2 separate regions of the Mus musculus genome follow, and region 1 is linked to region 2. The links are chromatin loops, found by intact Hi-C in ENCODE. Cell type or tissue: left cerebral cortex. All regions are shown on one strand. Links, peaks and the distances in the headings refer to the core of each region. The heading gives the core; the rest is flanking DNA. Region 1 holds the start of Ralbp1 (ralA binding protein 1). Region 2 holds the start of Ndufv2 (NADH:ubiquinone oxidoreductase core subunit V2).

What was found. Peaks named below come from ENCODE experiments on the same cell type or tissue, not always from the same donor. Only the 100,000 strongest peaks of a DNase experiment are listed, where the experiment ranks them.
Region 1: it touches region 2 in a loop (3-fold over the local background); 16 of 42 quality-filtered maps call a loop at or near these places.

The regions. Positions count from the first base shown.
Region 1 is chr17:65,877,569-65,893,373 of GRCm38, forward strand. It overlaps Ralbp1 (ralA binding protein 1), which reads right to left and starts at 7,355. Exons shown (of 10, transcript NM_001198949.1): 1 at 7,110-7,355. In left cerebral cortex, for the core only: a CTCF peak has its summit at 7,759; DNase peaks (open chromatin) are centred at 6,757, 6,917, 7,446, 8,466 and 1 more place; H3K4me3 peaks cover 3,061 bases; H3K27ac peaks cover 3,105 bases.
Region 2 is chr17:66,092,926-66,108,730 of GRCm38, forward strand. Ndufv2 (NADH:ubiquinone oxidoreductase core subunit V2) reads right to left here and starts at 8,634. Exons shown (of 8, transcript NM_028388.3): 1 at 8,490-8,634. The coding sequence starts at 8,540. In left cerebral cortex, for the core only: CTCF peaks have their summits at 8,971 (motif pointing left) and 10,714 (motif pointing right); DNase peaks (open chromatin) are centred at 8,169, 8,731 and 8,962; H3K4me3 peaks cover 3,015 bases; H3K27ac peaks cover 1,951 bases.

The sequences.
Region 1 (15,805 bases), core at 3,459-11,458, 220 kb before region 2:
GCTCTTCTGAAGGTCCTGAGTTCAAATCCCAGCAACCACATGGTGGCTCACAGTCATCCGTAATGAGATCTGCCACCCTCTTTTGGAGTGTCTGAAGACAGCTACAGTGTACTTACATATAATAAATAAATAAGTCTTAAAAAAAATACAAATACATTACGTCTATCTCACCCTGACCTCCATCCAGTTATACACAAGTTGGAAGATGACAAGAGTCAGGCTGGCAAACAAAGTGGGCATTAAAGTCTGGCAGATGATCTAGGTCCATCACGTGTATGTGTATGTATGTATGTATGTATGTATGTATGTGTATAAACATTTATTTATCTATGTATTTACATACGTGTGTGTCGTAACATTTTGTATGTATGGTCATAAGGTTTGGCAACAAGTATCCATCCACTAGGCCATCTTGCCAGTCCATGATCTACATGTGCCTCTCAGCTCTCTGGAGCACAGCAGCAGGCACGGGTGCTCTGTATCTGTACAAAGACCAAGCACCTGGATATGTGGAGTCTACACCTAAAAGTCTGAAAAAGAAAGGGCTATTTTTGTTTGGTTGGGGTTTTTGTTTTGTTTTGTTTTCCCAAATCAGGGTTTCTATGTTTAACAGCTCTGGCTAGCTAGGAATTCGCTTTGTAGAGCAGGCTAGACTCAAACTCACAGAGATCCACCTGCCTCTGCCTCCTGAGTGCTAGGATTAGGCTACAGGAAAGGATTTTATTGTTCTTTTGTTCCCCCATTTTTCTCTTAAATTGTGCACACTAACCTCAGACCTGAGGTCTTTTGCCTCAGGCTCCTGAGGACTGGGATTACAGTCATGTGCCAGCTGAAATTAATTGTATATGTGTGCTCATGTGTGTGATTGCATGTGCACAAAGGGGCTACAGGCCAACTTCTCATCCTACTCTCCCCCCCCCCCTTTTTTTAGGTGAGGTCTCTCACTGGGGCCTGGAGCACAGTATTAAGGCTAGGCTGGCTACCCAGTAAACTCCAAGGATCCGGTGTCTGCCCCGGCCGGCAGTAGGATTACACGGACACACCGGCACATCCAACGTTTTTATGGGCTCTGACTCTGGTCCTTGTGCTTACCCGATGTGGCAGTTTGAATATGCCTGGCCCATGGAGACTGCTACTGTTAAGAAGTGTGGCCTTGTGAGAGGAAGTGCATCACTGTGGGGGTGGGCTTTGAGAGCTCCCAGTGCTCAAGTCCCCTTTGGAAGGACGTCCGTCTCTTCCTGGTCTTCTTTGTAGGACTCTCAGTTGCTTTTCTAGTTTCACATCTGCCTGGATGCTGCCATGCTTCCTACCAGGATGATAATGGTCTGAACCTCTGAAACTGTAAGCCAGCCCTAATTAGATGTTTTTCTTTGTAAGAGTTGCCTTGGTCATGGTGTCTTTTCACAGCAATGGAAACCCTAAGTAAGGCACCCAGGAAGCACTTTACTGACTGAGCTATCTCCCCAACACTTAAAATTAGCTTTCAATTAAACAAAAAGTGAGCAAGGATGTTGTCTTCAGTGTGTTCTTTGCTACCTGTGTATGGATGGAGATGTGGTCTCTCAGCTTCCTGCTCCAACCACCATTCCTGCTCTGGCTGCCACACCTCCCTGCCAGGATGGACCCCTCTGCACTGAGAGGCACAGTAGACTCAATAGACTCTTTCCTCCATAAGTCATGGTGTTTTATCATAGCAACCAGAAGAAACTAATGTAGCTACTAAATGAGAAGCAGGCAGGTGGTGTGCTCTGCAGGCATGCTGGCCAGAGAGATAACATCCCAGGCAGCTCTATGATGAAGATCAGAAATCCAAATCTAAACCTGTGGATTCTGGGATTTGTGGTGCTCAGCCTGTGTATCTGGACAGTGGAGCACCATTCGGAATATATCACAGTGGTGATACTGGCTACAAAACGGATAAGCCTTGTACAGGTGACGTCAGTAACGAGCAACCACAAGGACATTCACACTAAGTTTCTGAACCGGGCAATGAGCAGGCACAGGAGGCCCACTAATGGGCAAGGAGACCAGAGAGTGACTGCAGAGGTGAGAGGGCTTGGGGGGCGCAGGGGCAGAGAGGAGGAAAGGACGTGAAAAGTAACATAATCACCGTATCTCGCTCACACTGACCTGTAACTTTTTTTTAATGATTTATGTGTTTTAGGTATGTGAGTACACTGTCACTGTCTTCAGACACACCAGAAGAGGGCACCGAATCCCCATTACGGATGGTTGTGAGCCACCATGTGGTTGCTGGGAATTGAACTCAGAACCTCTGGAAGAGCAGACAGTGCTCTTAACCGCTGAGCCATCTCTCCAGCCCGACCTGTAACTTTTTAAAAGGCTAAATCTGAGTTGGAAAGACGACAGCTTGTTCCCCAAGTCTCATGCAAGCCTGAGAACCTGAGTTCAACCCCCCAGAACCACGTAAGGCTGGGTGGAGCACAGACCCTCAGTACCTATGACCCCAGTGCTGGGGAAGGAAAGGCAGCAAGATCTCTTCAGATTGCTAACCACCGCGCTATATCAGGGAACTCCAGTTTCAAAGAGAGCCTCGGCCTCAAAAAGTAAGGTGGAGAGCTATCGAGGAAGGCACCCAAACCCAACCTCTGGCCCACATGTGTGCACACACATACACATACAAAGGTTATTTTATGGGTACAGGAATATATCTCAGAAAATGCTTTTTTTATAGCAGATTCAGTTTTTGGCATGTTAAAAAGCCCTCCCTTGACCTTGGTCACCTTCTACTTTCTACACCTCCTCTCACAGCTGACATATATGCCTGCTATCCAGCAACCCTGAAGCCAAGGCAGGAGGACTGAGTTCCAGACAAGCATAAACTATAGTAAGACCCTTTCACAGAACTAAAGACGAAAAAACAAGTGCCAAGGGAGGTCTCAATCTCCTGTCTCCACCCACTGACCTCTAAGCTCAGCGAACAGGAAGTTTCTTCCCCTATCAATCTACCATAAATCTAAATCAACATGCTGCTAAGCATCTTTATCAAATTCAAAAGACTCATAACTCTTATTCTGACCAACTACTTAGAGCATTTAAACTTTTTTGTATTATTTTTTAATATATAACTCTACACAATGAGTTCCAAGACAGACAAGGCTACACTGAGAGACCCAGTCTCCCAGAAAAAAAAGAAAGTACAGGCTAGTGTGGGTGCCCCAGAGGCCTGAGGTCCTTGATCCCTCAGGAGCTAGTTACGAAGCACCCAGCATGGGTACTGGGAACTGGCCTTAAGTCTCTGGAAATTAGTAAGGGCTATTAAATTCTGAGCCACCTTTCCAGCCCCTACTCTGAAAATCTCAAGTCCGTCTTTCATCTGGTTTTAGCACGGATGTTTTATTTTGTGTTCTGAGCTGGATCTTGCTCTCTAGTCTCCAACTTTCTGTGGTAGTCTCCTCTCCCAAGTGCTGGGATTATAGCCATTTGACCCCACACCTGTCGGTGTTTTCTTCTTAATTTTTTTCCTGGAGTTAGTTGGAAAGACTAGTAGCCTTTTAATAAAATGACCCTATCAGCTGGACGCAGTGACTCATACCTTTAACCCCAGCATTTAGAAGGCTGAGGGAGAAAGAGGCATTCCTTCTGAGGTCAAGCCTAGCATGGTCTACAGAATGAGACAGACCCTATTTTGGCTTCTACGGCAGGACCTCCTCATGGATGCCTCAACACTACCAAACAGTTTTGAAGGTCACCTTCCAGCATACCCTCCTATGTTGAGCTCTGTGGCCTATTCCCGGAGCTGTTTGCTGTTGGCAAACGCTTCCTGTGTGGTAGTCCCTAAACCAGAGGCTTCAGTCTCCATTTACAATAAAACGTGACAGGACTGGAGAGACAGCTCAGCCACTAAAGCCTAAGACTCACAACTAAAAGGATGACAGCGCACAAACTCTACCTGGACATTCACAAAAACATCCACTCAACATGCCAGAAGCTAGCACGTGATTCCTCCTCAAACTCACTGCACTTCCTCAAGTCTCTGTCTCAGGCTATCTTACCGTTTGCTTTCTCAGGGACCCAGGATGGAATGCAAGTCACCCTCGCTTTCCATAACCAACTTTTACTAAATTCTATTCAGTCTGTTCTCTAAGTATTTCTGCCTTCTGTATCCTGACACTCTATTCTTTTTAGACCCCACTTCTCACCTCAGTTATTGAGAATAATGAAGACTTTCTAAACCCATTCCATATTCAATTTCATCTACCCTTTCTGTACTCTGAAGGCTACACTCTTCAATTCATCCCACAAACTGTTTTATGACCTGGGGCCAGGCAGCTACAATCCTCAGCATAGTGTTCGGTTTCTAAAGACTCACCTGCGTAGCCTCACCTTCCGCTCCTGGCACAGCCAACACTACAGCTACAGAAACAACACACTGGTCTGAAATGCTTCCCACAAGTCTCTGTCTGACTCCTTTAGTGTTACGCACCTTTTCCAATTAATTCTGCTTGATCCTTAAGGACACTTACAACAGAGGGTTAAATGTGGCCAGCATAGGTTAGGCTTTCTCCTACTCCCACCCCTCTCCGTTCTGTCTCAATGACTCCCATTTGCTAGCAGGGCAAAGCCGAAGTCAGCTTTGATGGTATACAGACTATCCCCCCAGTTTCACGTCTCTCCACCACCTCATGCAGCTATATTTGCAGATCTACCCTTGCAGATCCTACTACACAGTCTACGTAGCTCGTTTTACACAGTTCTGCTTGCACCATTCCCTACATGACTGTCCATCATCTCTAAGGCTGCTCAGCTGATTGATTATACAGTGTTAAGTATCTTCCACTGAGCATTCCCAACCTTTATTTTCATCGCTACTTACATATATGTCCTTCCTCTATCTTCTGCCCTCTTCCATTGTTTCTCTTGAGTATTACATCTTGCATATAGTCACAGAACCCCCATATTTTCTACAGAATCTTAGAAACATATTGTAGTTTGCAAGCTGAGTGTTGTAAAACAGTGGCTGAGTGCTCTCCTAACATGTCCTTCAAACTCTCTTTACTTAGCAGAGAACCTAAACACAGTAACCCCTTTATTCTAAATCATCTGCATTTCCCCATGTTCTGTCTTACCTATATTAGCATAAAGTCTATCAGGAACTTTCTTTTTAAAAGAAAAGAATAGCTGGGCATACATCCAATCCTAGCACTTAGGAGCCAGAAGCAGGAAGCTCTATGTGTTCTCAGTTCAAGCATCCACATAGGAAGAAGGATCCAGGCCAGCCAGGACTCCACAGTGAGACCCTGACACCCCTGTCCACCCCCCACCACCACAAAAAAAGAAAATAACGGAACATACTTTGGGATACTGTTGTGGACCTAATCGTTTCTTCCCGAGCTGTGACTATGCAAGTGTAACTGTACAAAATAAAGTTAATATTCACTTTTAAAATTTTTTATTATTTTTAATTATGGGGGGAGGAGGGCCATTGCCTGTGGAGACCAGAGGTCTTGGGTTTCCTGGGAGCTGGACTTACAGGCAGTTGGGAACAGTTACTGGGGAACAAACTCTGTAACTCTCCAAGAGTCACACTGCAAACGTCTTAACCAGTGAGTCCTGTCTCCAGCGCCAGTACACACTTTTTAAAACACCACTTCGGTCTCTCCAAATTACGAGGAAAATGGTCCCTGTAAACTTATTATGAGAAACCACATTTTGAAAAAGACAGCAAATTCAGCTATTGTAACTTGTTTCTAGATTCTCTGTGATTGTTTGTTTGTTTGTTGTTTGAGACAGGATTTCTGTTTAGCCCTGGCTATACTGGAACCCGCTCTGTAACAAGGCTGACTTCAAACTCACAGAGCTCTGCCTCCAGAGAGCTGGGACTGAAGGTGTGTGCCACCACCAGCTGGCTTCTAGATACTTCGTTTTAAAATTTACTTAACAGCAACTGCTATTAAACTAACCTATCTCTCTTGGGTCTATGGGACACACTGAAAAACAAGAAGCACTCTACTGACTGCAGACCTCTGAAAATGCTAACACCACTAACAGGAGTTCTTCATTTTGAAGAAGACATCCAGGACCTTGAAATCATCGAGATAATTCCTACTACAGAAAGTGATGGGACCTTTCCTTAAAGTGCTGTCTGAACACTAAACCAAAAGTAGGCTTATAACTTATCACTGAGTACTTTGTTAATAACGGCCAAGTATAGGTAATGCTACCCCAAAGCACCAGTGTTAGCCCACCCCCGTTCCATCAACACCACCAAAGCTGGGCAGTGCAACAGCTCAATGCCCACACTATAGCACTTCTGTCACAAGCACAGACCTCTAATGAAAACAGCTGTGATCTCTAAAAACCTTAGGGTACGCACGCTGCTCTCTCTGGAAGAATCCTTGTAATAATCTCCAAACTTGAACCAGCCCTACCTACTTCAGGAGACTGGAAAGTGGAGTAATTCGTCAAACCTGTTTCACAACGACATATTTAAAAGATGGAAAAAGAAAGCTGGCCTCGACTGAGAACACTCTGGTACGAAAACGCTTGAAAACGCCGTTGAGAATGGAGCTCCTAACTCCAGATCAGACAGAACACTTCTGAACCCTGGAACAAGTACCACTGCAAACAGGGTCGTCCCCTTGCCCAACGCCTGCCACGGGCGACAACAGGAGCTGTTCCCCCGACTCTACCCGGCAAACACGGAGACAGGTGGGCGAGCCAGATGCGCGAGGCAGATGCGACCCATAAACCGGAAGGCTTGCGTCAGGCCAGTCCCCGGCCGCAGCTCCGGCCAGGTGTGGCCCGCAGGGATGCCCCGAGGCCTGGAAGGGTCCGAGGAAGCAGCTGGACTCCCAACTAGCCTCTGGGTCCCAGAGCAACACAGGACACACCCGGGTGCTCCCAAGGAGGCCTGTCGGGCAGGCGGCGTGACCCACCCCAAAGGAGCAAGCTCCGGGGTGAAGCTTTCACGGACAACGTAAGGCGGGGCGGCCACGCCCCCCACCCCCAACTCCCATTCCGAGCCCGGGATCCCAAGCCCGGCACGCTGCGTGACAGGCGCGGGCGCGAGGCCGGGCGCCCGACGGCTCCCACGGACACCGCCGCAGCGTTGCGACCCCCGCGAGCGTCCGCTCCCCGCCACTGACCAGTGCCTGCCGCCGAGCGACCGTCCGCTCCGCTGCAGCCGCCGCCGCCTCCTCGCACTCACGCTTCCGCCACAACCGCCGCCTCCTGCGCTGCACCCCGGGCCGGCCGCGGGAGCCCCATTCCCACCCCGCCCAGCCTTCGCCTGTTTACAATGATTGGGACAGAACAGGACGAGCCGGCCCAGCGCGCACGCGCACGCCCTCCTCCCGCCGCAGCCGGCTTCCCGGGTCCTCGGCTCCTTGGCCGTGACGGCTAGGGCCGGCTAGGGCAAACGCCCCGCGTCCTCGCGTGGGGCACGCCGGGAGTTGTAGTTCTAGTTAACCCAACGCCCCGCTGCTGTAGGGCCCTTGTCTCCGACATAAACCACAACGCCCAGAAAGCACCGCGCCTCCCGAGCTGGAACTCGTTAAGGGGGAACAGGGAACCCGCGAGAGGATGCGCCAAACGCTAAGGCTCTGCAGGCGCCTGCGCAGTGTTCTGGGGAGCGAGTGGAACACACACACCTACCGGAGCGAATCCAAGTGAAAACAGTGTGGGAGCCCTGCGGAGCTCTGCTGGAAAGAAAGCGCGTTCCTCCCCAAGCTCTGGCCTGGTGTCCGCAGCTACTGAGAGTGACACTTTTCCCCCCAGCGTCTGCGTACTTTAAGTGGTTCCAACCAGTTAAACCAGCCTGGGCTGCTGACCCACCCCGCCTCTGGGCGGAGCACCTTGCTGGCCTTCTTTGGGCGGAGATCTTCCTTTGGAGAATTCTTGCCTGGGGGTTTGGAGAAAGGAGGCTTCTGGGGCCAGGGCTGGGCAATCCGCAGGACCCCTGAAGTGTGTTGACTTGCGGGAAACTGCTGGCTCCCACCCACTTGCCTCCGCAGTTAGCAATCCATACCCGAGTTAAAGCCGCACAGCATCACGTTCAGCTTACAAATAGAAACAGCTGCGTATCCTCCAGAAGTCCCCCACGAAGGACGGAAAACGTGTTGGCTGGTGCATACTGTAATAAACAGCACTCCATGGAATTATTCTGGGTTTATGACATTGGCAGTCAGAAGAGAGATGAGATTTCTAGTGTCTGCTTCTTCACTGATCCATCGTGTGCTACACTCCCAAGCCATCTTTGCTCAAATATGACAAGTCCATCCCCTTGTGCAAAAGAGTCACTCCCAGTGGAACACTGAGGTCCTAGAGGGACCTTTCCACAACCCCTGTAGCAATAAAACAGCCTCCATGAGAAGATGGCCTGTGAGTACGCCAGTTAAATTACTCCTTCCCGCTGGCAGTTCTGATTTGGTCAAGGGATAAGCACTGCCTGAGCGGGGCTTTATGGAGCCTTCCCTGGAATTGACATATGGGATAATGAGGTGGGGAAAGAGGCTTTTTTTTTTTTTTTTAACTGAGTAATTTACGTGTAACATCACGTGACTCGTTCACCGTGGAAGTGAATAAGGCTGAAAGCAGAGAAGTGGGGGACACAGCAAGGGAGAGGGAAAAGCAAGAGTGAAGACTGACTTCCTTCTGAGCCATAGTTTCTGCAGAGCCTTTAAGTGCCGCGTTTACGTGAGCCAATCCAGGAGTAATCTATGCACACTTTTTTTTATTATTTATTTGTGCTAATGGAGGTGCAAATAAAGAGCATATTTATTGGCTGTTTCTCAGCAGTCTTCCCTCCCCCTTAAGGAACACCACATAACCATTTCCGCTGGTAACTGTTTTAGAACTAGGCATCATGTCCAACCAGAGCCAATAACCCACAGAGACAGACCGAGGCTTCCACTAAACCGAAGCTTCCTCTCTGTTCTGGTGCAGTGAAGTACTTGAGGTCTGCAAAAGGAGGAACCATTTTTGTCTCCTATCAGAGAAAAGCTAAACAGAAGAGAACTCAGGGAGAGGATGAAGCTAATAATGTCAAACAAATGCAATGTGTTCCGGGACAGAAGGTAGGCAGGTCTATTTGCTGCCCGTTATAAAAAGTTTGGTTTTGTTTGTTTGTTTGTTTGTTTGTTTGTTTTTCAGTTCTACAGATTGAACCTAGGGCCTTAGCAATGCTAGGCAAACACTGGGCTACAGCTCTAGCACAAGACTTCCGGATCCAAACATTCTTCAGCTGTGATGCAAACCTTTTGCCTGTGCAACATTCATCTGAACTGACTTGCATCGCCCCCACGGGACTGAGGATAAGGAGAGCCGATGTGAACATAAAACTTGTTGCTCTACACCTACGCTGCGACCCTTTAATTCAGTCCCTCATGGTGTGGCAACCCGAACCAGAACATTCTTTTCATTGCTACTTCATAGCTGTAATTTTGCTACTGTTACGATTTATAATGTAAATATATGTTTTTCTGTGGTGTTAAGTGACCCCTGTGAAAAGGTCGTTTGATTCCAGGGGGTGGTGACCCACAGTTTGAGAACCACTGTTCTACAAGGGAAAAGGTGCTAGCCCTGTCCCAGAAGTCTGATAACCTCCATTAACACCCATGATCTTTGGCAGGCTAATGTATGAGCACTTTAAGTGTGATCAAAGCTTAGCTCCTTCCCAGTTATTGGCACTTTTTAATCTAATAATTGACTTAATCACATGAAATATGTAAGACGCCTCCTTTCCATATGCCAACCCTTCATCCCAGCACACACACATCATGTACATGCAAACAAACTTTTTTATCTCCCCCAATACACCTACTTTAGTAATTTGGATTACAACGCTATTCAATATTTACAGGGATAAGGCTACAAATGCATTTACAAGCACAGTTCAGTTGTGTGTGTGTGTGTGTGTGTGTGTGCATATGCCTGTGTGTGTGTGTGTGTGTGTGTGTGTGTGTGTGTGTGTGTGTGTGTTAGTTAAGAACAAGAAGGTACTATTGGATGGATCACAGGGCCCCCAATGGAGGAGCTAGAGAAAGTACCCAAGGAGCTAAAGGGATCTGCAACCCTATAGGGGGAACAACATTATGAACTAACCAGTACCCCGGAGCTCTTGACTCTAGCTGCATATGTATCAAAAGATGGCCTAGTCGGCCATCACTGGAAAGAGAGGCCCATTGGACTTGCAAACTTTATATGCCCCAGTACAGGGGAACGCCAGAGCCAAAAAGGGGGAGTGGGTGGGTAGGGGAGTGGGGGGGTGGGTATGGGGGACTTTTGGGATAGTATTGGAAATGTAAATGAGGAAAACACCTAATTAAAAAAAAAATGAGAAGGTACTCCAAAGTTTGATAGACCACTATGGGGATACCTGCACAAATTAAAACTGATAATGCTCCCTCATATGTATATAATGAGAAGCAACAATTCTTTGAATATTACAATATAAAACATGTTAACTGGTATACCACATAATCCCACAGGATAAGCAGTTACAGAAAGAGCCAACTGTACCTTAAAAGAGATGCTTATTAAACAAAAAGGGAGAGCAAAAATCCCCAAGGGCCAACTAAACAATGTGTTGCTAACTCTCAATTTTCTTAATGTTGGTGAAAAAGGAACAGCAGCAGCTGAGTGAGACTCACTGGGTTATCGGAAAAAAAAAACAAAACAAAACAAAAACAACAACAACAAAACCCTGAGGAACTAGGTCGGCCAATATACCATAAGGATGTGTTGACATAAGAATGGAAACCTGCAATCGTGCTAAGATGGGGATGTGACTATGCGTATGTATCTACAGAGAATGAAAAACTATGGATACCAACAAAACTTATAAAGATTAGGTCTGACCAGGGAAAACCTCTGATCAGCTGAGACCTAAATGTCTTCACAAAAAATATCCCAGGTGATTCACCCTCACAAGCTGTCTCAGTTACTGATTTCTCTCCAAAGTGCATGTAAATCAAGTTCAAAAGGGCTAGCTAGACTTAATGATAGATCTCACAAAGACTGGAAAGACACAGAGACTGGCCAATAAATGCTACAGCTAGCTTTTTCCAAGTAACCATTTTCTTCCTTGGGACCTCTAGAGGAATTCTTCACCCCAGTTCAGCAGAAGCAATTTTACAAAGATCATCACCCTAGCCCCTTAAATCAGGGTGGATAGGTTTGGTCATTTGATGTATTATATTTGTTATCATCCAGGATGGAAGGTTGTTATTGGTTATCATCAGGGATTGATAAGAATTTAGAAGTGTTTTGTTTGAATTATTGTATATCAATAGAAATTTAAGGTTTTTTTTTTTGTTTAACTAGTGGTTATTGATAGAAATTTAATATTGTTTTGTCTGAAGTATTGTATATTGATAGAAATTTAAGGTTGTTTTGTTAGCTTAGTTGATTATATTGTACACGTGTCATTTATTGGAAATGTGATGGTTCTTACAATTATTTCTATTATGCATAGATTGCTAATGATAAAGAAAAGGACAAATTTTTTTGAAGATTTATTTATTAGATGTAAGTACACTGTAAGAGGGCATCCAATCTCATTACAGATGGTTGTGAGCCACCATATGGTTGCTGGGATTTGAACTCAGGACCTTCGGGAAAGCAGTCAGTGCTCTTAACCGCTGAGCCATCTCTCCAGCCCCAAGGACAATTCTTAAACAGAAAGGGGGATATGAAGTGGAAACTCCTAGTGTCTTTGGAAAGCTATATGTTTTGCTGGAGCACACAGGTTAAAGGCTGTCTTGCTAAAGCAAACAAACACGTGAAAGTTTTCCTGAAGCAGACACAGAATAAAGAATCTTTTGATACAGCAAATACAAAAAGGACCCAGGATGAAGGAGTATAAATATGACCCCACAGACAGTGGGAGCCAAGCGCTGGGCTCTGGTTTGCTTTGCTCTGCCTTGCTGTTCTTCACTAACAATACGCATGCATTGGCTCACCTTACATAGTGTTGTTGAGTTCAACTTGTGGTAATGCTGCCATTGAGTAAAACTCGACCAAGAACTACTTGTAAGGTTCCTGCGTCAGCTTGCTGCTTCAGTAGTCTTGCCTCAGGCTGGTTGGGGAGCCTTGTGGTTCCTTCCGGATTGAACTTCAGCTGCTGGTTCATGCCTGGTGCCTGCCTGCCAAGAGCTGCTGCTGAGTTGTATTTGGTATTTCCTATGGGACCGAACTACTGCCAAAGAAGATTCAGTTCACCCCCAAAGAACTATTGCTGAACAAGTCCACTCTCCCTATATCCTAATAACTTTTCTCTTCCACCACCTCTTCTGGGTGATGGGCTAGAGGAGAGGTTAAACCCTTATTAAAAGTAGGTTGCAAAAAATATGTATGCCAACAGACCCCCCTATCCATCTACCAGACTATACTATTAAAGGGTCCAGGAAAAACCTGCTGAGGAACTTTGTTATTTTTCTGATAATTTGTGTTTGTTTGTTCTGCCCCTTTGTCTTTTCCCATTTCTTTCTTTTCTATATTTTAGTAATATTTTGACTTTTTTTTTTTTATAAAATTTCACTTTTTGTTTTCCTCTCTTACATCTGGCTGATTTTGTTTCCCTTTTTCTTCTCTTTGTTGTGAAACCCCATGGTTTCTACCTCATTCTTCTTTTTGTCCTTTATGATGTTTTCTCCGTTCCTCTTGGTCATTCTCTCATTTGTCTTTCCCTTTCCTTTAACATGTTTCCTACCATCTTCCTCGGCATCGATTACTATTATTAATTTATGCCACATAATATTTGAGTTCATAGCTTCTCTGTATGTCACCATTTCCTGCATCCCTGGTAGTACAGCAGCACTACTCAGAGTATATTCTATCTGGTGTGTTATGTTGTAGACCTTACAGTGACTTCTGCTCACTTAGCAGTAATGGGAGCTGTACCCTCAAGAGAAGATTTCCAGACAAAACCAATAGATAGTTATACCAAAAGATGCGCTAATCATAGCACAGAAACACACAATATCAAGATAATATGGGTCCTCCAAAGATCATGAATTCGAAGACATGCTACATAAAGAACTCAGAAGTCTACTGGGGGGCGGGGCTGGAGAGATGGCTCAGCAGTTAAGAGCACTGACTGCTCTTCCAGAGGTCCTGAGTTCAAATCCGAGCAACTACATGGTGGCTCACAACCATCTGTAATGAGATCTGATGCCCTCTTCTGGTGTGTCTGAAGACAGCTACGGTGTACTTACATATAATAAATAAATAAATCTTTAAAAAAAAAAGTCTACTTGGAAAAGTTAACAATGACTCCAAGAGCATCAAGTAAGTGAGCGGATACAGTTAAGAAATCAGTGCTGGATCCAGAGAAGAAATGTGGCAGCTTTGATGAGACAGTCAGTGGCAGATGAAATTCAACATGGAAACAGGTTTTTAAGGAAAAAAACATGAACAGATGTGCGGGACGTGGGGGATGTAGTGCACACCTTTTATCCCAGCAATGGGGAGGCAGAGCTAGGCAGATCTCCAACTAAGAGATCAATGTGGTCTGCAGAATTGATTCCAGGACAGCCAAGGCTACCCAGAGAAACCCTATATTCAAAACAACAACAAAACAAACAAACAAAGTATGTTTTGAATGAAGATCTCAGTAAATCTGGGGCTTGAGAGAGAGAGCTCAGCAGCTAAGAGTACTTGCTGCTCTTCCAGAGGGCAAGGCAAGCTCGGGGCCAGTTATATCAGCACCCACAACAGTCAGCTCACAGCTGCCTCTAACTCTAGTTCCAGAGGACCTGGTGCCATCTCCTGGCCTCTGTGAGCCCCTTCACACTCTCAGCATACACTCCCTAAGATACATACACATAGATAAGAAGAAAAATCAAGAAATCAAATAAAAACCACAGTGAAAGCAAAACTGAGGACATTCTGTAGCTTGTCTTTGCTAATTATGGGTTTTTTTTTCCACCCCTTATTCCCACCCCCTCAACCATGGTTTCAACCCCTAACACTAGATAGGGGAGGAAAGAAAGATGGAGGAGGGGAAGAGAGAGGGAGAGGTGTCACTGAGTCTAATCTCTTTCCCCTTGCTTCTTCTTGAACATGACTTAGTAGTCACACGACACCATAACCATCTTCCCTGAATGAACAACAACCTTGCCTCTGGGGACCCTAGCATTTATATACCCTCTGAAAAGTTCCCAGGATTTCAAATGTCACACAGTTGCAGAAACTATCTGCAGCTGGCAAAACCTTGCCTCTGCTAGAACATGAGACAAATTATAGCTGGCACACAGCCCCACATCCCTACACCGGAGGTTTTTTGTTTGTTTGTTTGTTTTTTTAAGCACATACTTATGGTATTTATGTGTTAAAAAAGAAAAGAAAAGAAATTCCAAAATTGTTACCTCATTTTACCCCTTCTGTTTTAAGACATTAATTATGCTGTGTGTATCAGAAATTATAAACAGACATTTTCAATGAAGTAAGTGCTTTGGGGTTACTGGTCAAGCTTTTCAGGAGATCTCTCCTGCCCAGATAGAATCTTTGTCAGTTGTGATGGTATCCACAGCTTTTCATTTCCTGTGGAAATATAAACAAATTTGTATCCCCAGTGTGAAACTTTCCCGGGCCGTTATTCTGATGTTAGCACATCCTAATAGTATATAGGCTGACTTAATTCTTCAGGTTTGTTTTTCTATAACCTAGTGTCTCTTGGCTGCTGTTGTTCCTTTCTCATTAACATTTAGAAAATTTAAAGTTAGCAGGGTATTATTTAGTCTATCCCAGGGGGTCTTTATTCTTCCTTTTTGTTTTTTATAAGCATTTCCTTTAAGGTGTTATTAGCTCTTTCTACAACTGCTGTCCTGTAGGATTAAGTGATGTGCCTGTAATGTGCTCTATATTATAATGTGCAAAGAATTGCTTCCTCTTACTGGATTCATATGCAGAGACATGATCAGTCTTAATTTGTACAGGTATCTCCATAGTAGCTATTATTTCCAGTAAATGTGTAAGTACAAAATCAGCCTCTTGGCACTCATTACAGCTGCCCATTGAAACCCTGAGTATGTGTGTGTCAGTGATATGGTGTACAAACTTCAGTTTTCCCATTCTACAAATGAAACACATCCATCTGTCTGACTCCATCTCTTTTCGTACCCTAGGGTTACTTCTAGTGTATAATGGAGTTTAATTATTCAAAGAGCAAGTAGAACATTTTTCTCATAATTTCCTTTACCCGTTGCCAGGTGGTAGAGTTTTTAATTTTTTACTGTTAACATAGTGTTTTTCATGAAATTCCGAGGCTTCTATACATTTCCTATTGATAATTGGTCAATTTCTTCATTTTATTGTGCTGATGGATCTGGCAAACCTATATGAGACTGAATATGAATGATGTGTAATGAATAATTTCTATTTCTGATTGCCTGTTGCAGCTGTATGAATAACAAGGTTAATTCTGAATTTTCAGGAATAAGTTAGGCAGTTTCTACATGCAGAACAACTCTTTCTGCATGTTGCAAGTCAGTAATGATATTAAGAGATTCAGTAAAATCTAATACCATAAGGTTTGCATACAACCCTGATTTTTTTTTCACTGAAGTATATGGACTTTGAATTACTTTGCTCATTTTGTCTAACTTGTAACCTGCCATTCCCAACTTATTTGCATCAGTATAGAATGTTGGTGCTTCGGGAATTGGTGTTCCTTTTACAATACGTGGGAGAATCCAATTAGTTATTTTTATAAAATAAAGATGCTTTGTTTTAGGATGTTTGCTGTTAATTCCTCCTAAATAGTTGCTACAAGCTCTTTGCCAGTCTTCATTGATCACCTATAATGACACAATCTCAGCATTAGTATCAGGCACTACAATTT
Region 2 (15,805 bases), core at 4,922-12,921:
CATAGGTATAGCATACAGTGGTTGAAACTATCAGTTTTATGTACACAACCAGAGAAAGGGTCCTGGAGGGGCTTTGCCTCAACTGTGTTCTCCCTTACTGCCACCACCGGCAGCCCTTAGGCAGCTAGTAGATAAACATGCATGACTTTATGCTTCTTTTGTTTTAAATATGTAACTTTTAAAAACAATTCAACACATTCAAGTCTGTGAAACATGACACTAAACTTTAGAAAACACACACTGCAGTCACTTTAGCTGAGAACACAAGAAAATATAGAAAACTTCTCAATAACATAGAATTACTTAAGTAAACACTGAGAAAACTATTTCATAATAATGGTTAATTTTAAGTCAGGGGAAGTAATCCCTCTTTTCACCTTCTGAGCCTTACATACTCATTTCTTGACGATCAACCACAGCTTGAGAGTCACCACCTTCCTTCTGGACTCAGCTCTGACTCCTCTGCTCTGTTTGTCCCTTACATTCTCTCTCTGCGGCATCGTCTACCGTCTATGCTGAAGACTATTGAGTCTTACACACTTCTAGTGATAAAGGGATTAACACCCAGAAAAGACCTTAAGTGCATAAAGTTAATGAGGAAAATTAGTAACGATCATGAACATTTAAAAACGTATTAGCAATTAAAAGCATGAAATTTAAAATAATACTGCCAGCTTAAATTAGGAAAACTTTTGGTTTGGGATTTTGTTTTAAGATAGCATTCCATTTTATTGAGGGCATGGGAGAAATGGCCTTGCTAGTGCATTAGGCAAACACTCATACAAGCCTTTTAGGGAAGCAAACTAGTATGAATTATGGAAAACTTCAAAGAATTTATATCTTTTGGGGGTTGATGGGGGATGGTTGAAGACATGGTTTCTCTATGCAACAGAGCTTTGGCTGTCCTGGAACTTAATTTGTAAATCTACCTGCCTCTGCCTCCTAAGTGCTGGGATTAAAGGTATGAGCCACCATGCCTGATGTAAATTTATTTAACACAGTAATGCTTTCGGAAAGTTATTTTTTTAATTTTTTGTTATTGTTGTTGTTTTCAAGACAGGGTTTCTCTGTGTAGCCCTGGCTGTCCTGGAACTCACTCTGTAGACCAGGCTGGCCTCGAATTCAGAAATCCGCCTGCCTCTGCCTCCCAAGTGCCAGGATCAAAGGCGAGCACCACCACTGCCTGGCTGGAAAGTTACTTTTAAAGAGCATTGAACTAGGAAGCTTGAGAGGGGTGCTGTGAATCTATGCCTACATATGAAGACCCCGCCTCAAGGGGAGGAGAGGGTTGGTGGGTGGGTGTGGGTGTGTGTGCGCGCGCGAGCACCTCCCACTCTAAACTGGAACAACTCTTCTTACAAGTTCTGTTCCCTGTTCCGGGCGTGGTGGCGGCTGTCTTTAATCCCAGCACTTGGGAGGCAGAGACAGGTGGATTTCTGAGTTCAAGGCCAGCCTGGTCTACAGAGTGAGTTCCAGGACAGCTGGAGCTATACAGAGAAACCCTGTCTCGAAAAACAAAACAACAACAACAACAACAAAATATTGTAAAGGCTCATTTATTTTTTTCTATTTTCCAATTCCTACTTAACACTGATACACAAACTGAAAAAAGATTGATAAAACATTCACAAATGAAATGCATTGAACTTTTTCTGGTCAATATTTGAATCCTTTTTTGTTTATTCGGGATGTTTCATGCATATATTTTCATTTAAAATAAATAAAGAGGAGCTGGAGAGATGCTTAGCAGTTAAGAGACCTGCTTTTGCAGAGGACTCGGGTTTGGTTCTCAACACCCACATGGTGAATTGTAATTGTCTATACCTCCAGTTCCAGGGGATCCAGTGCCCTCTTAGGCCTCTGTGGGTACCATACACACATGCAGTGCATATACACATATGTAGACAAAATACTAAAACACATAAAATTAAAATAAATCTTTAAAATAAACACAGAACTAATTTTGCAGAAGCTGTCCGTTAGCTAAGCCCTCCCTACAAGAACAGGCCTCTGGCAAAGGAGCTCCTCCATCCCCTTCCAGATGAGAAGAGGAAGCGCAGGAAAAAGTGCCTGGTGCAGAGCCCCAACCCTACCTACTGCCTGGATATGAAATGCCCAGGCTGCTGTAAAATGACCAGTCTTTACCCATGCACAAACGGTAGGCTTGTGTGTTGGCTGCTCCACTGTCCTGTCGGCCTACAGGGGAAAGGCAAGGCTAACAGAAGGAGGCAGCAGCACTGAAAGCACATGATTCAGGGTAAGTAGGAACTATTCTAATAAACATATTTTGTATTTTAAAAGAGAGTTGTTCATTAAATCTACACTGCTACAAATTGGACAATCCCTTTAACAGCTATTTACCTATTGCTTTTTTTTCCCTGTGAACAACTCACAGAAATTGGCCCCAGGGACAGAACTCAAGATGGCAGTTTTGGTAGCAAGCACTCCAACCACTGAACCACTCTACCAATCCCTGGAAAAATATTTTGAGGCATAATCTTGCTGACCAGTAATTCTGCATATTCACATGAGTTTACACACATTTGCATCCAAAAAATTAATGTTTTAATTGCAAATCACTGATGACAGATGATTGAGAAGAGTGGGGAGGGGGCTGGAGAGATGGCTTAGAGGTTAGAGTGCTGCTGGCTACTCTTCCAGAGGTCCTGAGTTCAATTCTCAGCAACCACATGGTAGCTCACAACCATGGGGAGAAAAAGCTAAGAGGCATAAACTTAGGACTTTCTGGTTTTTATTTTTTCCAAGGTAAAGAGTTTATATTAATACTTCACTACTTCCTAATATGCAACCTTGTACTTAATATCTTTATTTAAAAGCTTGGTGTGCATCGTGTGCATGCAAGTGCACATTATGTACAATGTCTGTGAATATCAGAAGTGGAAAATAAGATCCTTTGGAGCCAGATTACAGGGAGCTATGAGCTGTCCAGTGAGTGCTGGGAAGCAAACTCTGGCCCTTCGAGCAGTAAGGGGTTCTTAACTGCTGATTCATCATCTCTTCATCTACTACTTTAAGGAGATTTAGAATTATTTAAATTTTATGTGTGTAAGTGTCCCCCAGGCCATATAAAGGGGCACTAAGTCCAAGACAAGACTGGTGCCTCTAAAAGACAAGACTAGTGTTGGATTTCCTAGAACTGAAGCATCAGACAGTTATAAGCCGCCCTGTGGGTGCTGGGAATGTAGCCCCAGCCTGTGGACGAGCAGCCAGTGCTCATCACTGAGCTCCCTCGCCAGCCCCTCACTTAATATTTTTAAAGCTTATTGGGTTTTTTTGGTTTTGGGTTTTGTTTTGATTTGTTGAGACAGGGTTTCTTTGTGTAGCCCTGGCAGTCCTGGAACTAGCTCTGTAGACCAGGCTGGCCTCAAACTCACAGAGATCCTCCTGACTGTATATCCTGGGTACAGGGATAAAAGGCATGAGCTCTTGTTTGTTTTAAAATGGGTGTCTTTTTTTTTTTTTTTTTTGGTTTTTCAAGGCAGGGTTTCTCTGTGTAGCCCTGGCTGTCCTGGAACTCACTTTGTAGACCAGGCTGGCCTCGAACTCAGAAATTAGCCTGCCTCTGCCTCCCGAGTGCTGGGATTAAAGGCGTGCGCCACCACACCCAGCATGGGTGTCTTTTTAATGGGCTGTTTTAAGATAATGAAATTACTCTGAAAGAACTTCCTAATATGTTAAAGCATTGTTGTTCACTTAGCAGACACAAGATAAAACAATAACTGAAAGACAGATTTAAAGATAATTTTAAAGCATGACAGATATATTATCTTTTGTTTATAAAAACTTTAACAAAGTCATTCTCAAGACAGATTACTGAGTGTTAGTATGCAGTTTTTTATATTGTAATTAGGCTGTGACTTCTGATACAATCATATTTTTAGATATTTGAAAAATATCTACTTCCTCTCTACTGAAATTAATATATAAATTCCCTTTTACTTAGAGGAAGTAGAAGGGGTGGGAGATGCACTGGTGTTCCCATAAGGGACGTTTTGTTCTTGAGTTATTCATGCTAATAATGTACTGCCACCTACGAGCTTATCCAACACAACAGGACACAAACAACCCTTTCATTCAAGACTCACACAAAGTAGAGCACAGCAAACCAAGCCATCACTTTACACAAGCCACTACACTCTTGTTCACTAGTGCCAGTTTGGAGAATCAGCCTAATATAACCCTTCCAGTGGGATGTCTCTCTTGCACATATAAGCATCTGCCTGCTTCTCAAGTTGGGATTAAAGGCGTGAGCCACCACTGCCAGGCTTACTTTTGTTGTTTTGAGATAATAGTCTCATTAGATAGCCCAGGCTAGCCTAACCTTTCTATGCTCCTGTGTCAGTCTCCCGAGTGCTAAGACTGTAATTATAGACCATCACATGCAGTTAACAGTCTTTATAGACAATACCTTAATGCCATGCACAACTTAAGAAGATATCTCAATACACTTTTCCTGACTTACTAATCACTAGGTTTTAGACATTCTACTGAGTAATTTTTGTTATTCTTGCTATTGCATTCCCCAGCCCTGCTTCTATCCCAGTTCTTCCTCTACCCCAGGTTACTACTAATAATATGGTTCCATGACAGTCTTATGCTTTTCCACATCTCTATAGATGCTCACAAAAATTCTAATGAGCAGAGGACTGAAGGTGGTAGCTCTGGACTCAACCTGAGCATGCTACAAATCTGCCGAAACTGTTCACGTCTTACTGGACAAAATCTAAATCCTCTTACGTCATAGAAAAGGCCTTTTGCCCCTTTCAGTCCCAGCTTCCACCCTCTTATTTCCTTCCAGCCTGCCATGCATCTCACTCCTGTGCATGCAGCTTCTTCAACTTACAGCACTTTATGCCTCCCACTTACCCATCGTGATCACGTAACTCCCTCCTCTTAGCCTGGACAGCACTAGAGAAAGGAACCAGCCATGCTTCCATAATTATAGCACTTGTTCAACTTAGTTGTTCATCATATACAACGATTTTCCTGGGCAGCTTTAAAAAGGAATACTTACATACACACACACTCTGTCCATATGTACACACACACACATACACACAGAAAAAAGAATAAAAGAGTAGCTTGGTGAGATGGCTCAGTGGGTAAGAGCACTGAGTGCTCTTCCGAAGGTCCTGAGTTCAATTCCCAGCAACCACATGATGGCTCACAACCATCAGTACAGCTACAGTGTACTCATATACATAAAATAAATAAATAAATCTTTTTAAAAATGACTTATTTATCTTATGTATATGAGTACACTATAGCTATCTTCAGATCCACAAGAGGGCATCAGATCCCATTACAGATGGTTGCTAGGCACCATGTGGTTGCTGGGATTTGAACTCAGGACCTCTGGAAGAGCATTCAGTGTGCTTAACTGCTGAGCCATCTCTCCGGCCCCAAATAAATAAATCTTAAAAAAAAACAAAAACAAAAAAGGGTGAAACTACTTTATAGAATATAATGTTGGCAAGCTATACTGTTTCATTTATTATTAAATCTTTGACTTTCAAAGTAGGAGTGCATATAAACCCAGCATAAGTTAAGAAAAATCTGTAAAATGTTTTGAGATTTAGGATTTTAAGGTCACACACACTAAGATAAAATTTCTTGGTTTTTTGGGGGGGGTTGTTGTGTTTTATTTGTTTTGTTGTTGTTCTTGTTTTGAGAAAGGTCACTAAGTAGCCCTTGGTGTCCTAGAACCTGCTATACAGACTAGGCTGGCCTCAGGCTCACCGAGACCCCCCTGCCTTGGGATTAAAGGCGAGAGCCGGCACGCCTGTTCTGAAGGTGAGGTTGCTTTGGGTTTTACAAAGCTGGGACTTTACAAAGCTAGGTTTTGAGTTTCTCCAGTGTCTAACAGGCCTGCAACTAGGACTGCACAGAGAAGCCCTGCCTCAAACAAGCACACCAGAAGTCTTTCCTGTAAGCCAGGCACAGTGGCTCACACCTGCAACACCACCACTTAGGAGGTATGCTAAGAGGACTGCCAGAGTTTAAAGCCAGCCTGGGCTATACAGTTAAGACCCTGTTATACAAACAAAGAAACCAAAATAAACATAAAAAAATTAAAACGCAGTCTTAAATGGCTTGACTTAGCCAAGGAGGTGGATAATCTCTGGCATGGGCAAGTGGGAATCCCAGGAAAGGAAGTATCGAAATGGGTACAGAAACTACTCAGATCTCTGGCTAACCCCTGTGTAGTGACAGAGTCTAAGCAGCCTTGCTAAATTAGAACCAATATTGGTCTACCACTCATGACAATGGGGGTGGTCATTCTTTAAAGAAATAAGTTAGAGTGTAGTGTTAATTATGTTATTATTATGTTATGTAATGTTATTAGTGTAAGTTATTATGCATTTACAAAGTCCAGGATACAATTCAAAATTATTCATTGTGGAGAGCATGTTGGGGTGACAGCACAAAACCCACTATCATAGGGGAAAAACATTTCAAAACTGAAAGCAGAGGCCTGGGAGTGCAGGTGGATCCCTGAGTTTATGGCCAGGCTAGTCTTCCTGGAAGGCCAGTCAAGGCTACATAAACTACATAAACTCTGTCTCAAAACACCACCCACAAAACAAAACCCTGCTTTTCAACTACACCTCTTGTTACCCTTTGCCTCAAAAACAAAAGAAACAGAAGATGTCTATGGGAGCTTTTTTGCCCCTACTTCTTAGTCTCCTCCTCAACTGAATGATTCTCAGAGCCTCTCTTACCTATGTAACCTTCCAGTTTCTGACTCCAATCAGACCTAGTCCACCTCCACTCCTACACCAGTCATCTACTCAGAGCAGAACCCTTACTGTATATAAAACCTTTCACTGACTCTTTACTAGTCTACACTACCAGGGACACCTCTTTGTTTGTTGTAGGAGGCTGGGATTTGAGTTGGGGATATTTTACAAACAGGAATTTATATAGGCCAGACTAACCTCAAACTCACTATATAGTTAATGATAGCAAACATTCTGATTTTCCTGGCTCTAACTCCTAAATGCTAGGATATCAGATGTGACCAACCATACACGTATGAACCTTATTAGTGTTCTTACATGTTCCCCACAAAAATTGGGAATTCTGTTTCTAATTTGTAGTGATGAAAACACTGCACCACCCTCTAAAATAAGATATAAATTCACCTATCAAATACACAGCAAGGGGCCATCAAACATCACCCATCATTACTCTACTCCAGCAGGGCATGGAAGCTCACACCTGTAATCTCAGCACTCAAGAGTCAAGGCAAGAAGACCAGCAAACATTCAAGGCCTACATGCCACACTTAGCAGGCTCCAGGCCAGCCAGGGCTGCATGGTGAGATCTAATTTCAAAAGGAAAAAAAAAAAGTACTATAATCCAATTCACACTGTTACCTGGACCTAGAAGTACATTAAGGCTTCAAATAACTAGGGACAGACTCAACATTCCCATTTCACAGCTAAAGAAACAAAGACTAATTCTCTAGGTCATGTCACATAACTACAAAAGGTCACCTGGGATGCCTAAGTCTAAAGCCCCAAATGGTTTGTTTACACACACACACACACTATATATATATATATATATATATATATAGTCTTTTGTTGAGAACTTAGTTTTTGTTTTACTGTTAGGAAAATAAAATCCAACCAAACAAATAAGGCTTCTTTCTTCCCTGTAGTTGCCATGTAGTTAATTTCAATAGCCATTACTTTCTGTGTGCCCATGCACTCTCCGGACACAAGCTCAGCTTGTGAAGGTCAGACCACAACTAGTCCTCACACCTGGAGGCCAGCACCTTTCCACCCTGAGCTACCTCGCAGGCCCTGGAATCTGCATTTTAGCTTCGCTTCAGTGTTTCAACTTCAGTTCAATTCCTTGGCCTATCTGAGATGCACCTGACACTCAAATGGCCATAGAACTACGACTCTTTGGTCAGTGCGGTTACTCGTGCTACTACTATTCTCTCACGGTTAATTCCTACGATTCTCTGCCGAGCATTTCCTAAAATGAATGAACAACTTCAGTAAATGAAACGCTGGTCACCTTTATCTAGTCCTGAAGGAACTCGGCAAGCCTTTACCAAGCCTATCAGCGTTTTCTCCAGCATGCTTTTAAATCCGATGCAGCGCAGCCGCTATGCCTGACAGACAAGCAGCCCAAAGCTTCGCTGCTAGGATCCTGGAAGCAGCGGGCCGCCAGGGCCCCCCACTAGCTTCCGCACCAGGATAAATGACAATCGCCTTCCTGACCTTGACTAAGTTAGGGGTGACTTTCCCCGGCCCGGTGCGGGCGGCCCGCCACCCGCCGCCACCGCAGCTGCGGAGCATCCCGGAGGCACTGAGGACGAAGGCCGCGGCGTCCCCGCCGCCGCCAGCTGACCTGTCCAGCGCCTAGGGGTCTCCGAGGACTAAAAGCTAAGGGAGGCACGAAGAGCGGGAGACTGTGGCGACAGTGCCCGGGGTTCACCCCGAGCCTCTTACCCACTGAGCAGCGAGGCCGGTCGCCCTGGCCCGCAGCGCCAAGGAGAACATGGCGGGGTACGCGATGCTCCGACCCCGGCCGCTCTAGGCTGACTGGGAACGAACGAGCCCGGAGGCCCGGCGCGCGCGGCCCCGCGCCCAGGACGCACGGCGCGCGCGCGCTCACGAGCCCTGGCCTGGGCGTCCCGAACGGTACGCCGTTCCTGACGCAGCGGCGCGCGAGGGCTGCTGGGACCGGTGGGCGGGCCCGAAACAGCCCAGTCCCTAAAAGGCCGGCCCGGTTGGGCCAGCTGAGTCCCCGCCCTGAGGACGAGGCTCGCCTTCTCGAGGCTCTTGTGTTTGTTGAGGACGAGGCGTACCTTCTGGGGGATCTTGTGTTTGTTCTGTCAAACACCTCCTCTGGTATTGCAGTTATTTCTTTCAAAATTCGTTTGGTTGAGTCTTTTCTTACATACGATCGTATTTAAAGGGCTGCCACCTAGTGGACTTGGACAGCAAGTGCCTTGGCTCCCAAGCCTTTGCGTTAGAGTCTGTAAAACGACAGGCTAAACTGGAATTGACTTCGGGATGCCAGTGAGTGGGAGGTAGAAATGATGACTGTTGATGCTGCGCGGTAGACGAACAAATATTCTTTGTGCTTGTGTATGCTCTAGACATTTTCCATGATAAAACTGGTGGAGGGAGGAACCTACTGTCTTCTTGATTTTTGTTTGATCTCAGGAAACTCCTAGCAGCTTTAGTACGCATCGTGCTGTTTCCAGCTGTCGGTATTTTACACAGGTTTTGAGTGATCCTCAACCTTCAGACAGGCGCATACTGCCACCTTGGGCTTTTAACTTATTCTTGACTCTTCTTCTGACTGTCGTTTTGTGTGTGTCTTCTCTATCCACCCCTTTCTTTTTGCTATAATAAAGTTGTGAATAGTTTCCGTAATTTTGACAACAGAATGAAGATTCTGAAAGGTTATTCGTCATGAGTTTGTTTTTTTAAAAAAACAAAAAACAACAAAAAAAACCACCCAAGATAATCCATTGCAACCTGTGTGAATCATATTCTACAAATTATTAGACTCAGCCGGGCGTGGTGGTGCACGCCTTTAATCCCAGCACTCTGGAGGCAGAGGCAGGCAGATTTCTGAGTTCGAGGCCAGCCTGGTCTACAGAGTGAGTTCCAGGACAGCCAGGGCTACACAGAGGAACCCTGTCCCGAAAAACCAAAAAAAAAAAAAAAAAAAATTATTATTCGACTCAAGAAATAGTGTTTCTAACCAATGATACTAAATTCTTTAGTTCCTATTGCATTATCTCCAGTATTAGTTTACCACTAATAAATTTGCTTCAGTACTTCTCTGAGGGAATGAAAAGATACTGAAAAAGAAAAAATAATCCGGGTCCCATTACTGATTTGTTTTATTGTGTGCACCCAAACATATTGTCACCATCATTAGCAGCTGTAATACTTTGGCCTTTTCAGAGTCTCATGTTGCCCAACCTGGTCCCAAACTCGCTATAGGTGAAGCTAAAAGACCCTCACTCAAGTCTTGGGATAATAGCGGATCCCCAAGAACTCACAAGAGACCAAGCTTGATGTAAACCACATGAGGCTTTATTCTGGGAAAGCCAGAGCTCTTGGGACGACTCATATCCCATGCAGGGGTAGAGGAGTCGACCCCAAGGGAAAAGGGGGTCCCAGTTTTTATAGGCCCTCAGGGGGGAAAGGAGAAGTGGGGGAGTAGGGGATTTCCAGATCTAAACAATGTAAAAGGATTGATTTCTCAAGAAATGGGTATGGGAGGGAAACAAGGAAAGAGTTTAATGAAGGTACAGTAACTCAGGATTGGCCCAGCTGTGGTTGCTGGGGAGATTTTCCGACTCTATCCCAGCAACCAATATCACAAACAGTGAGGTGCAGCAGTGGGCACACACCTGGGTTCAAGGAACGGTCAGAACATTGGCAGATACACGGGTTCAAGGAGCGGCCAGAGCATTGTGCACCTCTATTTTTTCTAAATCAGTGAAGCTACTTCTACTAACACTGAAATTTATTTTGCCAATTTCAGGGCTTCTGTGACCTTTTACATTCTGTCAGGATCTTTCAAAGCTAGTCTCGAACTCATGACTCTCATGCCACCACCTTTCTTTTTTTATTTTTATTTTTTTATTATTTTTTTAAAGATTTATTTATTTATTATATGTAAGTACACTGTAGCTGTCTTCAGACACTCCAGAAGAGGGCGTCAGATCTTCAGATGGTTGTGAGCCTTTTTTTTTTTTAAAGATTTATTTATTTATTATACATAAGTACACTGTAGCTGTCTTCAGACACACCAGAAGAGGGAGTCAGATCTCGTTAGGGATGGTTGTGAGCCACCATGTGGTTGCTGGGATTTGAACTCAGGACCTTCGGAAGAGCAGTAGGGTGCTCTTACCTGCTGAGCCATCTCACCAACCCCATGCCATCACCTTTCAATCACCACCACCAAACCCAGTTCCTCTGACATTGATACTCCTCCTCCTCCTTCCTCCTTCTCCTCTTCCTCCTTCTTCTTCCTCCTCCTCTTCCTCCTCCTCTTCCTCCTCCTCCTCCTTCTTCTTTTTTTCTTTCCCAAGACAGGGTTTCTCTGAGTAGCCCTGGCTGTCCTGGAACTCACTCTGTAGTCCAAGCTGACCTCGAACTCAGAAATCCACCTGCCTCTGCCTCCCAAATGCTGGGATTAAAGGCGTGTGCCACCACGCCCGGCCCCATTTTCTTTGATTCAACATCTTGTACTATACTTAGCATATGAAAGGCAGTCAATAAATCTTTTAGTTGAATGAAAATCTTTGTATAATGCAAATAGTTTGCCTATCCAGTCTCTTGCGGGACTATGATAATCATGTCTGTATCATTGTGATGGTTTGCATATGCTCGGCCTAGGGATTGGCACTATAGAAGGTGTGGCTTTTTTGGAGTAGGTGTGTCACTGTGGGCGTGGGCTTTAAGGCCCTAGCTGCCTGGAAGCCAGTCTTCTGCTAACAGCCTTCAGATAAAGACATAGTACTCTCAGCTTCTGCACCATGCCTGCCTGGATGCTGCCATGCTCCCACCTTGATGATACTGGACTGAACCTCTGAACCTGTAAGGCAGCCTCAATTAAATGTAGTCCTTATAAGAGTTGACTTGGTCATGGTGTCTGTTCACAGCAGTAAAACCCTAACCAAGACAGAAGTTGGTACCAGGGACTGGGGTATTGCTGTGATAGGCTTGACTGTTTTGTTTGAAAGAATGTGGATTTGGGGACTTTGGATTTGGAAAGCCATGGAATGTTTTAAGTGAGGCTTAATGGGCCATCCTAGTAGGAATATGGAAGACTTTGTTCCTGTGAGTGATTTGACTGTGCAGACCCGGTCCAAGAGGTTTCAGTGGAGAAGAACTTCAGTCTGTGGCCTAGAGACTGTTTTTGTAGTATTTGGGTGAAGAACATGGCTGCTTTTTTGCCCTTGTCTGAAGAGTCTGCCTGAGGTTAAGGTGAAGAGACTCAGATTACTTGCACTGACAAAGGAAGTCTCAGAAATGCCCATCATAGACGTTGTACTTTGATTGAGTCTCATGAAGAGTGTTTTGAATAAGCATAACAAGCTTAGAAAGGAAAAATACAAAATATATAGTTTGAGTATTAAAGGGGCACCAGGATGTGAAATGGAACCGAATCCTATGTCCTAGGAGATAACAGATTAAGGGATTTGGGGGCAAGATCCTACCCAGCTAAATTTAGATCCAAGCATGGTGATTGATACCTTTAATCCCAGCAGATAAAGCCAAGCAGAGTTCAAGCCTGCCTGGGACAGCAAGTTCTAGATGAAGAAAAGTTAAGTCCAGGTGTGGTGGTACATACTTTTAATCCCACGAGACAGGCATGCAGATCTCTGAATTCAAAGTCAGTTTACAGAGCAAGTTCGAGGACAGCTAAGCTTAGGCAGTGAAGGGGTTGGAAAACAGAAATCTGATGATAATGTAATATATACAAGGGGGCTGCAATGGCTATTCCTGGTTGTCAACTATATCTTGAATGAACTACAATCCAGAGTCAAAAGGCTCACCTGTGACCCAGATCTTGAGGGAAACAAGTTTCTGACCTGGATCTTGGCATAAAAACAAGTCCCAGATCCAGGTATGGTGGTACACATCTCTAATCTGAGCCACACCTTCTGTTGAAGACATACAACAGACATTGGAATCAAGAAGATTCGCTCTTCTCTGCCTGCTTGCATTTACTTGCCAGCAGATCTGTTGGAATCTACTGGCCTTATGGGATTGAGCAACTACTGAGTTTTCTATTCACACCTGAGCATTGCTGGGGAGTTGGACTACAGACTGTTAAGTCATCGTGACAAATTTCCTTATTGTATAGAGACTGTCCGCAAGTTCTGTGACTCCAGAGAACTCTACTACAGAGGCCAAGTTCCAGCCCCAGCAAGCAGCAGAGCTTGGCAGCTTTAGCCATGTGGCTCTCGTTTTAAGAGTGAAAAATAGACGGGACTAGTGGGATGCTGGTTAGCTGGAGCTAAGAAGTTAGCGGTGATTGAGAAGAGACCAGCAGCTCTGGGGTGAAATCTCCTGGGAAGTGTTTTCTGAGAGCACAGAGAAGCTGTGTCCCAGAGACATGCAAAGGTTGTTCTGTACTTTGTGCTTCGGCTGTGTAAGAGTCACCCAGGTCGTACTGGTTTTGAATGTGGCTTCTCAAAGGAGAGTGGTTCTTTATTGTTTCCCCAACGGCCACTCATGGTTTGGGTGGATTCTGAAATTATCTGCAAAAGGTTGCTGTACATTTAAATGAGGGGACTAGAGATTCAGTGATTAAGAGCACTGGCTGGGGTTACATTCCTCGTACCACAAAGAAGCTTAGAGCCATCTCTAATGCCAGTTCCAGTGTATCTGATGCACTCTTCCGGCCTCTGCAGACATCAGGTATGCAAGTGATACACAGACATACATGCAGGCAAAAGATGTGTATACATAAAAATACAAATAATTTAATCTTTAAAAAAAGAAAGGAAGGAAGGAAGGAAGGAAGGAAGGGAAAAAAAAGAAACTCCCAGGGATAGAGAGATAACTCAGAGTTTAAGAGGACTGACTGCTCTTCTAGAGGTCCTGAGTTCAATTCCCAGCACCCACATGGTGGCTCACACTCATCATAATGTACCCAGCGTCCTCTTCTGGCATGCAGATATACATGCAGACAGAACACTAATATACATGCGAGACCAAGGTATGACTACCATCTAAGTCCAACTTGGTGAACCAATGAGTTTTAATGAGGTTACTTACAGGAGCAGAAATGACTCACAGACAGCTGCATCACCACAAGCCAAGCTGCAAAGACCGGCTGCCTAGAAGAAGCAGAAACCATCTGAGCTGCCTGGAAGACGTTCAGAGCAACTGAAACACTTGGGAGAGACACTTCCAGCCTGTTGCACTTCGTCAGCTGCATGATCCGGGTTCGCAGCCTTTGTGGGCTGTCATCTGTACTGAGATAGATTTGGGTGAGTTTGTGTTGCTTTCACACCATAATAATTTCGAAGGGCTGCAAACTGCAGAAACCCTTGCAGGTCTGGGATAGTAATGTGAGGGCTGTCTCTCATACCACAAAGCAGCCAGGAAGAAAGGCCTGGCTCAGGCCTCTACCTAGAAGGAGAAGGAGCGCCTCCTGGTGGAGAAGAAGAGCTCAGCACTTCAGGGAGATTTTAATCTAGTATCATATTTTAACCCCAGGTCTTTCGCTATCCCCAAAGGGTAATAAATACCACACCCTTCTAAATTTGCATCTCCAAAGCAGATGGGATATAGATCTATTAAGTCAAAAGACAGTTTTTATAGGTTTGTGACTGTGTGCATGTCACAACAGCTACAGTCACGTGTGCAGGTCCGAGGACAACTTTGTGAAGTCTGTCCTCTCCTCCCATCTTCTCTCTTTCCCTCCCCCTCCCCTTCTCCCTCTCCCTCTCCCTCTCCCTCTCCCTCTCCCTCGCTCTCTGAGACAGTTTCTCTTTGTAGCCCTGGCTATCTTGAAACTTGATATGTAGACCAGGCTGTCATGAACCATCATGTCCAACTCTCCCTCCATCTCTATATAGATTCCAGGGATTGAACTTGTTTTACCAGGTTTGCGCAGGCTTTCTCTGTGTAGCCCTGGCTGTCGTGGAACTTAATCCACAAGACCAGGCTGGCCTCGAATTCAGAGATCCATCCATCTGCCTGTCTCCCAAGAGCTGGGACTAAAGCCGAGAGCCCGTGCACCACCCCACTCCTGTGCCGCCCTCTTTGCAGGCTGCTCATTTAATCCCTATCAAATGGATCGTAGTAAATGAGGAAAATGGGTCAAAGCATTAAGTAACTTAGCTAGACTCTCCCAGTGTAGACGCAAATGAAGTCTGATAGTTTCTAAGCTTATGCCCTCACTCTTTCTACCAGTGCTGGTGTCTGGCGGTGCTAATGGGGGAACAGATTGGGCTTCTTGGAGGAACCCTTGAGCTGAGCTACTGTAGCCTCAGCCCTGCCATTCCTTCAAAATGTACATTGAAGCTGGATGTTGCTGTTGCGTAAGCCTTGGTTGGCCCCACTCTCGAAGGCAGGCTTATGCTAAGGGCTTGGCTTTAGAATTCTGGAGAGCCTGAAGAACAAAAATGCTGGTCAGAGTCTTCAAGGAAAGCGAAAGGCAGATAAAGACCAAAAACGGCCAATTTTCAGAGGAGACACCAGGGACAAACAGAGGAGGAAGCAGGTGGCTGGTGGCAGAGAACACGTTCAACAGAACAGCGGCTGATGTCAGACTGAAGCCACATTGGGGCGAAGTAGAGCTGACCCTGAGAAGAGACACCTCCACCAAGGCAACTCTTATAAAAGAAAACATTAAACTAGGGATGTCTTACAGGTTCAGAAGTTTAGCTCATTACCATTACAAAACGAGAAGCATGGTGACAGGGTAGGCAGATGTGGTGCTGAAAAGGGGGCAGAGAGTTCAACATCTGTACAGCAGGCAGCAGCAGGAGACTGAGACACACTTCCTTTATCAAGGCCACAATTCCCAGTAGGGCTACTCCCTATGAAGTGGAGTCTATGGGGGGCATTTTTATTCAAACCACCACAGGCTCCTTTAAAGCGGTGCTCCTCAACTCAATTTTGCAAACTATCATCTGAATTGGTCATATCTCCTCAACTGTGATACAAAGATCAAGCTGACCATGCTGTTTGAAGTCCCTGAGAAGCTAGCTCTGAATGCAGGATTGTCCCTCCAACCTTGTGGGAAAGGTGAGGCAGAACAGCCAAAACAAGTCAAG